Linked DNA regions of Homo sapiens: region 2 is linked to region 1. The links are chromatin loops, found by intact Hi-C in ENCODE. Cell type or tissue: psoas muscle. All regions are shown on one strand. Each heading gives the region's core, and the rest is flanking DNA. Links, peaks and the distances in the headings are about the cores only. Region 1 has its middle 8.5 kb from the start of KCTD13. Region 2 has its middle 25 kb from the start of MIR3680-2.

Region 1 (4,393 bases), core at 231-4,230:
TAAAATGCTAAAAGAAACAGAAAATCATATATATATACGTATATACATGTATATCAAGATCAGCTTGGGTAACATGTGAGACCCTGTCTATACAAAAAAAAATACATGTATATACGTATATATATATAGTGTCTGTACATATAGGCACTAAAAAGTATATTTATGTAATAGCCTTTGCTCTTCCAGTTAGAAGAAAAGATCTATCACGCCTGTAGTCCCAGCACTTTGGGAGGCCGAGGAGGGCGGATCACGAGGTCAGGAGATCGAGACCATCCTGGCTAACACGGGGAAACCCCGTCTCTACTAAAAAAAATACAAAAAAATTAGCCAGGCATGGTGGCGGGTGCCTGTAATCCCGGCTACTCAGGAGGCTGAGGCAGGAGAATCGCTTGAACCCAGGAGGTGGAGGTTGCTGTGAGCCGAGATTTTGCCACTGCACTGCAGCCTGGGCAACAAGAGCAAAAACTCCATTTCAAAAAAAAAAAAAAGGTCTTAGTTCCAAGACAAAAGAAGAGCTTTTGGCATGATTCAGTTAAATTTTTTATTCACTCATGTAAAAATGATGCCAGCGTGATATTTTGGTTTGTACAAGAACAGGGTTAATTCTCTTTCTCTCTCTCTCTCTCTCTGAGACAGGGTCCCACTCTGTCACCCCATCTGGACTGCAGTGGCATGATCATGGTTCACTGCAGCCTCAACCTTCTGGGCTCAAGAGATCCTCCTCTCTCAGCCTCCCAAGTAGCTGGGACCCCAGGCACACACCACCATGCCCAGCCAATTTTTTGTTGTTGTTGTATAGACAGGGTCTCACATGTTACCCAGGCTGATCTTGAGCTCCTGGGCTCAAGCAGTTCTCCCACCTTGGCCTCCCAAAGTGTTGTGATTACAGACATGAACCACTCACTGCTCCTGGCCCTCATGATTTAAGCCTTCTCAATGTATTTATGTTGATCTTATGAGTTAAGTAAATTGTGATGGTTTTCATAAATTGTTTAAATGAAAATTATACACAGGCACTCCTTGTTTTATTACACCTCACTTTATTGCTCTTCACAGATATTGCATTTCTTACAAATTGAAGATGTGTGGCAACCCTGTGTTGAGCAAGTGTTTTTTGTTTGTTTGTTTGTTTGTTTTTGCAGTGGAGTCTTGCTCAGGAGGCTGAGGCAGGAGAATCACTTGAATCCAGGAGGCAGAGGTTACAGTGAGCCAAGATCGCATCACTGCACTCCAGCCTGGGCAACAGAGCGAGACTCTGTCTCAAAAGAAAAAAAAAAACTGGAACAGCCTGATTGCTGATATGGAGAAAGTTTTAGTGGCCTGAATAGATCAAAACAGCCACAACAGCTCTAAATCTCTTCATTACTATGAAGACTGAGAGGGATTAGGAAGCTGCAGGAGAAAAATTTGAAGGTAGCAGAGGCTAGTTCATGAGATTTAAGGAAATGAGCCATCTGCAGAACATAAAAGTGCAAGATGAAGCAGCAAGTGCTGTGTAGAAGCTGCAGCAAGTTATCCAGAAGATCTAGTAAGATAATTGATGAAGATGGTTTACTAAACAACAGATTTCCAATGTAGACAGAACAGCCTTCTATTGGAAGAAGATGCCATCTAGGAATTTTATAGCTAGAGAGGAGAAGTCAAAGCTTTGAAGGACAGGTTGACTCTCTTGTCAGGGACTAATGCAGCTGGTCTGGTGACTTTAAGTTGAAGCCAATGCTCATTAACCATTTTGAAAGTCCTAGGGCCCTGAGGAATTATGCTAAATCCATTCTGCCTGTCCCCTATTAATGGAACAAAAAAGCCTGAATGGCCACATGTCTGTTTATAGCATGGTTCATGGAATATTTTAAGCCCACTGTTGAGACCTAGTGCTCAGAAAAAGAGATTCCTTTCAAAATATTATGACAGTTCCTCTGGTCATCCAAGAGCTCTAATGGAGATGTACAAGGAAATTAATGCTGTTTTCCTGCCTACTAATGCAGTATCTGTTCTTCAGCCCATAAGCCAAGGAGTAATTTCAATTTTCAAGTCTTCCTGCAGTTGACCCTTGAACATTGTGGGGGTTAGGGGTGCCAACCCCAACACAGTTGAAAATCCATATATAACTATTTTTCTTTTGTAGAGATAAGGTCTTAATATGTTGCCTGGGCTGGTCTTGTACTCCTGGCCTCAAGCAATCCTCCCACCTCAGCCTTTTTCTTTTTTTTTTTTTTTTTTTGACAGAGCCTCGATCTGTCACCCAGGCTGGAGTGCAGTGGTGTGATCTCAGCTCACTGCAACCTCCGCCTCCTGGGTTCAAGTGCTTCTCTTGCTCCAGCCTCCCAAATAGCTGGGATTACAGGTGTCCGCCACCACACCCAGCTAATTTTAGTATTTTTAATAGAGATGGGGTTTCACCATGTTGGCCAGGCTGGTCTTGAACTCTGACCACAAGTGATCTGCCCACCTCTGCCTTTCAAAGTACTGGGATTACAGGTGTGAGCCACTGCCCCTGGCCTTGGCCTCATATAACTTTTGACTCCCCCCAAACTTAACTACCAATAGCCTACTGTGAACCAGAAGCCTTACCAATAACAGAAACAGTCAATTAACACATACTCTGCATGTTTTATATATTATATACTGTAGTCTTACAACAAAGTAAAGTAGAGAAAAGAAAATGTTATTAGGAAAATCATAGGAAGAGAAAATATATTTATGGTACTGTACTGTATTATGTATACCATAAGTTTATGTCGTATGTTTATAAGATGAATCATCTGTCTGAAATGGTGGGCAGCCACAGCTGCAGACCCCAATCCACATTACATATCAAGCAGTTGAACTTTTTTTTGTAATGTCATGACTTTCCCCTGCTTCTTAGAAGCACTTCCAGCATGACTAGTGGCACTTCACGTGGGTCCCGTGGTGTTATACAAGGCTTACAGTATTGCACTAAACACAATAAAGAACACAGGAGAACCACAAGAGATCACTTTTTACTGTAATACATAATTTACTGGAGAGATAAACTGCTCATGTGGAGATGATTAGCATCACATAGCATTTAAAAAATTATTTTTTCTGCTGCACTTTAAAAATTCTTTTACTTTTTTTTTTTATTATTATTTTGTTGATGTTGAGATGGAGTCTTGCTCTGTCACCCAGGCAGGAGTGCGGTGGCACGATCTTGGCTCACTGCAAGCTCTGCCTCCCGGGTTCACGCCATTCTCCTGCCTCAGCCTCCTGAGTAAGCTGGGACTACAGGCGCCCGCCACAACGCCCGGCTAATTTTTTTGTATTTTTTTTAGTAGAAACAGGATTTCCTCATGTTAGCCAGGATGGTCTCAATCTCCTGACCTTGTGATCCGCCCTCCTCAGCCTCCCAAAGTGCTGGGATTACAGGCGTGAGCCACTGTGCCCGGCCTGCTAATTTTTTAATTTTAAATTATTATGGGTGTATTAGTCCATTTTCATATTGCTATGAAGAGATACTTGAGACTCGGTAATTTATAAAGAAAAAGAGGTTTAATAGATTCACAGTTCCACATGTCTGGGGAGGCCTCACCATCATGACAGAAGGCGAAGGAGGAGCAAAGACACGTCTTACATGGTGGCAGGCAAGAGAGTGTGTGCAGGGGAACTGCCCTTTATAAAACTATCAGAGCTCATGAGACTTATTCACTATCATGGGAACCGCATGGGACCATCTTGGTTCACTGCAACCTCCACCTCCCAGGTTCAAGCGATTCTTGTGCCTCAGCCTCCCAAGTAGCGGGGATTACAGGTGCCTGCCACCATGCCTGGCTAGTTATTGTATTTTTAGTAGAGATGGGGTTTCACCATGTTGGCCAGGCTAGTCTCGAACTCCTGACCTCAGGTGATCCACTTGCCTTGGCCTCCCAAAGTGCTGGGATTAGAGGTGTGAGCCAAATTTTTCTTGAGTTACAAAAGAAGACCATAGAGAGTCAAAGGTAACAGGATGAAGATAAGGAAGATCAGATAAAGAAAACTTTAATTAAAAGGGTATTAAAGACAATAACAGGCAATATGAATAACAGAACAAAGGGTAGGAAAACGGGTAATGCACAGCCATAGAAATGAACAAAATCATGTCCTTTGCAGCAACATGGATGCAGCTGAAGGCCATTATCCTAAGTGAATTAACACAGAAACAGAAAACCTAATATCATATGTTCTTACTTGTAAGTAGGAGCTAAACATTGAGTACACATGGACATAAAGATGAGAACAATAGAAGCTGGGAACTGCAGAGGGGAGGAAGGGAGGAGAAAGGGCTGAAAAACTTGCTATTGTTCCCTACTTGGGCGATGTGATCAGCAGAAGCCCAATCTTCAGCATCACACAACATGTCCTGGTAACCTCTGCATATAAAATTAAATTAAATTGA
Region 2 (4,393 bases), core at 306-4,305, 310 kb before region 1:
CGTCTCTACTAAAAATACAAAAATTAGCCAGGCGTGGTGATGGGTGCCTGTAATCCCAGCTACTCGAGAGGCTGAGGCAGGAGAATTGCTTGAACCCAGGAGGTGGAGGTAGTAGTGAGCTGAGATCGAGCCACTGCACTGCAGCCTGGGCGACAGAGCGAGACTCTGTCTCAAAAAAAAAAAAAAGAAAGAAAAGAAAAAGGAAGAAAACAAAAACCATGCAGACCCATGACGCTGGGACAACTCCCATGGATGCCTTGTGTGTCTGTGTGTGATAGATTAGGGCATTGCTCAGAACATGCTCGCTGTGATCACTGGAACCGCTGTCCAATCTCAACAAGCTCCTACTTCAATTGGAACTTTCTTCTTGTGTAAGAACACCCCAAATGCATGAAAGAATATATATAACTCCTCAAGGCTCTTATGCAGCATCTTAGTGACGCTGCCAAGCAAGAGAGACGCCTTCCATGAAGCGCCATCATGCCAGTTACGGGCACGGCTCACTTGGCTTGGGGCCACTTCAACGGGCTCCTTCTGGATGATCCAGGTGACCGACTCGGTCAGCGGCGGGGTGGTGAGCGAGCCCACATAGGTCCAGTAATCCCAGCAGGTGGGCAGCAGAGCGGAGGGGTCGAAGGGGCGCATGGCCGCCCGCGCGTCCTGAGAGACCGAGAAGCCAAGGCCGTGTCAGTCCTCAGGCGGGACTAGGAGCTTCCATCTTGTCTCAGCACGGGAGGCCTTCATGGTGCTTGGAAGGAAGTGCTTTCCCCGAGATAAGGCCATGAGGCCACTGCTGTCACACTTGGAAGCAGTGATAAGAAAATGTGACCCTTCTATACAGAGCAAGGATTCCTGCCAACTTACATTGGTGGGAATTACATTACATTACACCAGCTTATGTTGGTGCTTACATTTTTCCTTTTGAAGTCATTTCTTGGGGCGCAGTAGCTCACCCCTGTAATCTCAGCACTTTGGGAGGCCGAGGCGGGTGGATCACTTGAGGTCAGGAGTTCGAGACCAGCCTGGTCAACATGATGAAACCCTGTCTCTACTAAAAATACAAAAATTATCCAGATGTGGTGGTGGGCGCCTGTAGTCCCAGCTACTCAGGAGGCTGAGGCAAGAGAATTTCTTGAGCCCAGGAGGCAGAGGTTGCAGTGAGCTGAGATCACGCCACTGCACTCCAGCCTGGGCAACAGAGTGAGACTCTGTCTCAAATAATAATAATAATAATAATAATTAATAAATAATAAAAACGCCATTTCTTTTAGCATACCTTGGCTGCAAAAAATATTACTTTTTATTGTGATAAAATATACATAACATAAAATTTACCATCTTAACCTTTTTTTTTTTTTTTGAGATGCAGTTTTGCTCTTGTTGCCCAGGCTGGGGTGCAATGGTGCGATCTTGGCTCACTGCAACCCTTCGCCTCCCAGGCTCAAGTGATTCTCCTGCCTCAACCTCCTGAGTAGCTGGGATTACAGGCACCCGCCACCACACCTGCTGATTTTGTATTTTTAGTAGAGACGGGGTTTCTTCATGTTGGTCAGGCTGGTTTTGAACTCCCAATCTCAGGTGATTCACCTGCCTCAGCCTCCCACAGTGCTGGGATGAGAGGCATGAGCCACCATGCCCAGCCCATCTTAACAATTTTTAAGTGTAAAGTTTCATGGCGTTAAATGCAGTCACATTGTGGTGCAACCATCTCCACCATCCGTCTCCAGAACTTTTCCATCATCCCAAACTCAAATTCTGTCCTGACCCCACTAAACACTATGTCCAGCTTCCTCCCCCAGGCCTGGCACCCACCATTCTGCTTCCATCTCTCTGAATCTGAGGACTCTGGGGACCTGATGTGGGTGGGATCCTGTGGTTTTTGTCTTTTGTGTCTGGCTTATTTCACTGGGCATAATGTCCTTCAGGTTTATCCACATTGGAGCATGTGTCAGGAGTCCCTGCATTGTTGCTTTTTTTTTTTTTTTTTTTTTCTGAGACGGAGTCTCGCTGTGTCACCCAGGCTGGAGTGCAGTGGTGTGATCTCGGCTCACTGCAAGCTCCGCCTCCTGGAGTTCAAGACCAGCTTGAACTCCTGGGTTCATGCCATTCTCCTGCCTCAGCCTCCCCAGTAGCTGGGACTATAGGCACCCGCCACCACGCTCGGCCAATTTTTTGTATTTTTAGTAGAGACGGGGTTTCACCATGTTAGACAGGATGGTCTCAATCTCCTGACCTCGTGATCCGCCCACCTCGGCCTCCCAAAATGTTAGGATTACAGGCATGAGCCACCGTGCCTGGCTTGCCTGGAGACATTTCTACTGCTACCTTACCGATCAGGGTATCCAGTATCTCCGTGATTACCTTCATCTGTCCCTGGAAACTGTGCCTGCCACCCTACGCTGCAGCCGTCCAGGGACTGGCAGGCCTCGGCCTAAAGGTCTGGAGGGTGGGCGACCTGCAAGACTCACAAGAGGGGAAGCCAACAGACATACCTATAGACGGAGTGCTGTGCCCCTGGTGCCGACAAGAAAGCCAAGGCTCGGGCTGGGTCAGCAACCGAATTCCAGTTTAGAGGCAGATTTGGTCGTGGACATGGCCAGCCACCTCAGTAAAATTAGAGAGGATTATTTTGCATTGAATACACTCACAGCCAAAAAACAAAAAAAAAGAGTCAGGGTCTTACTTTGTCAACTAGGCAGGAGTGCAATGATGCCATCATAGCTCACTGCAGTCTCTAATTCCTGGGCTCAAGCGATCCCCCCGCGTCAGTCTCCCAAGTAGCTAGGACACCATACCAGGGTTTAAAATTAATTGTTTGTAGCCAAGGGGTCTTGCCATCTTGCCCAAGCTGTTCTCCAACTCCTGGGCTCCAGTGATCCTCCTGCCTTGGCCTCTCAAAATATTGGGATTACAGGCATAAGCCACTGTGCCCAGCCAGCTCTTTTGGATATATACCCAGAAGTGTGTGATTGCTGAATCATAGGGTAGTTCTATTTATAACTTTTTATTTTTTTTATTTTTTTGAGGCAGAGTCTCACTCTGTCTTCCAGGCTGGAGTGCCGTGGCATGATCTCGGCTCATGGTGGTTGGGCCTGGCCGCAACACAGCCTTCATCAGCATCCCATGCCAACCAAGCACAACTCTGCACCTGTCCCTGGCCAGCACTGTGGGACAAGAGTCCAGTCCAAAGTGACAGAGTCCCTGTCTGCAAGGAAGATGGCCTCCCTGCTCAGCCACATCACATCACCTTGACTTTGCTGGGCCCTGGCCTTCCAAGGTGGAAGCCGGCAACCTAGATGCCTTGGGCTTGTCTCCTAACATCAAGCAGTGAGGGTCAGGGTCAAGAGAGGTGGCTGAGCTACCAGAAGGAAGCCCAGGAGTGTCCACGCCGGCAGACACATGCATCAGTTCTGTGCACACGTGTTCACGTTTATAATTATCCAGTTAATTAAAAAAAAAAAACAGCATTATAGGCTGGGCGAAGTGGCTCATGCCTGTAATCGCAGCACTTTGGGAGGCCAAGGCAGGCAGATCACCTGAAGTCAGGAGTTCAAGACCAGCCTGACCAACATGGCGAACCCCCGTCTCTACTAAAAATACAAAAATTAGCCAGGCATGGTGGCAGGTGCTTGTCATCCCAGCTACTCGGGAGACTGAGACACAAGAATTGCTTTAGCACAGGAGGCAGAGGTTGCAGTGAGCCAAGATTGCACCATTGCACTCCAGTCTGGGCAACAGAAAGAGACTCGGTCTCAAACAACAACAACAGCAACAAAACCCACAGCATTATTGTGATAGAATTCACATACCATGCAACTCTCCCATCTAAAGTGTACAACCTGGTTGGGCGCGATGGATCATGCCTGTAATCCCAGCACTTTGGGAGGCCGATGTGGGAGGACTGCTTGAGGCCAGGAGTTTGAGACCAGCCTAAGCAACATAACAAGAATCTGACTCTACAAAAAATACAAAAACTAGCCAGGTGCAGTGGTACATGCCTGTGGTCCCAGGTAGTTGGGAGGCTGAGGTGGGAGGATGGCTTGAGCCCCGGAGGTTGAGGCTGCAGTGAGCTGTGATCATACCACTGCACTCTAGCCTGGGTGACAGAGTGAGATCCTTTCTTAAAATAAGTAAATAGGCCGGGCACAGTGGCTCATGCCTGTAATCCCAGCACTTTGGGAGGCCAAGGCGGGTGGATCACCTGAGGTCGGGAGTTCGAGACCAGCCTGACCAACATGGCGAAACCGCGTCTCTACTAAAAATACAAAATTAGCCAGGCGTGGTGGTGCATGCCTGTAATCCCAGCTACTCGGGAGGCTGAGGCAGGAGAATCGCTTGAACCTGGGAGGCAGAGGTTGCAGTGAGCTGAGATCATGCCATTGCACTCCAGCCT

The links. Peaks named below come from ENCODE experiments on the same cell type or tissue, not always from the same donor. Only the 100,000 strongest peaks of a DNase experiment are listed, where the experiment ranks them.
Region 2: a loop joins it to region 1, with 9 times the contacts of the local background. A loop is called at or near these places in 1 of 110 quality-filtered maps.

Annotation. Positions count from the first base shown.
Region 1 is chr16:29,932,489-29,936,881 of GRCh38, forward strand. No RefSeq gene overlaps it. Among named protein-coding and RNA genes, the nearest start is that of KCTD13, 8.5 kb to the left of the region's middle. In psoas muscle, for the core only: no CTCF peak of the experiment used is centred there; no DNase peak of the experiment used is centred there; H3K27me3 peaks cover 364 bases.
Region 2 is chr16:29,622,214-29,626,606 of GRCh38, forward strand. It overlaps the pseudogene CA5AP1. Among named protein-coding and RNA genes, the nearest start is that of MIR3680-2, 25 kb to the left of the region's middle. In psoas muscle, for the core only: no CTCF peak of the experiment used is centred there; no DNase peak of the experiment used is centred there; H3K27ac peaks cover 348 bases.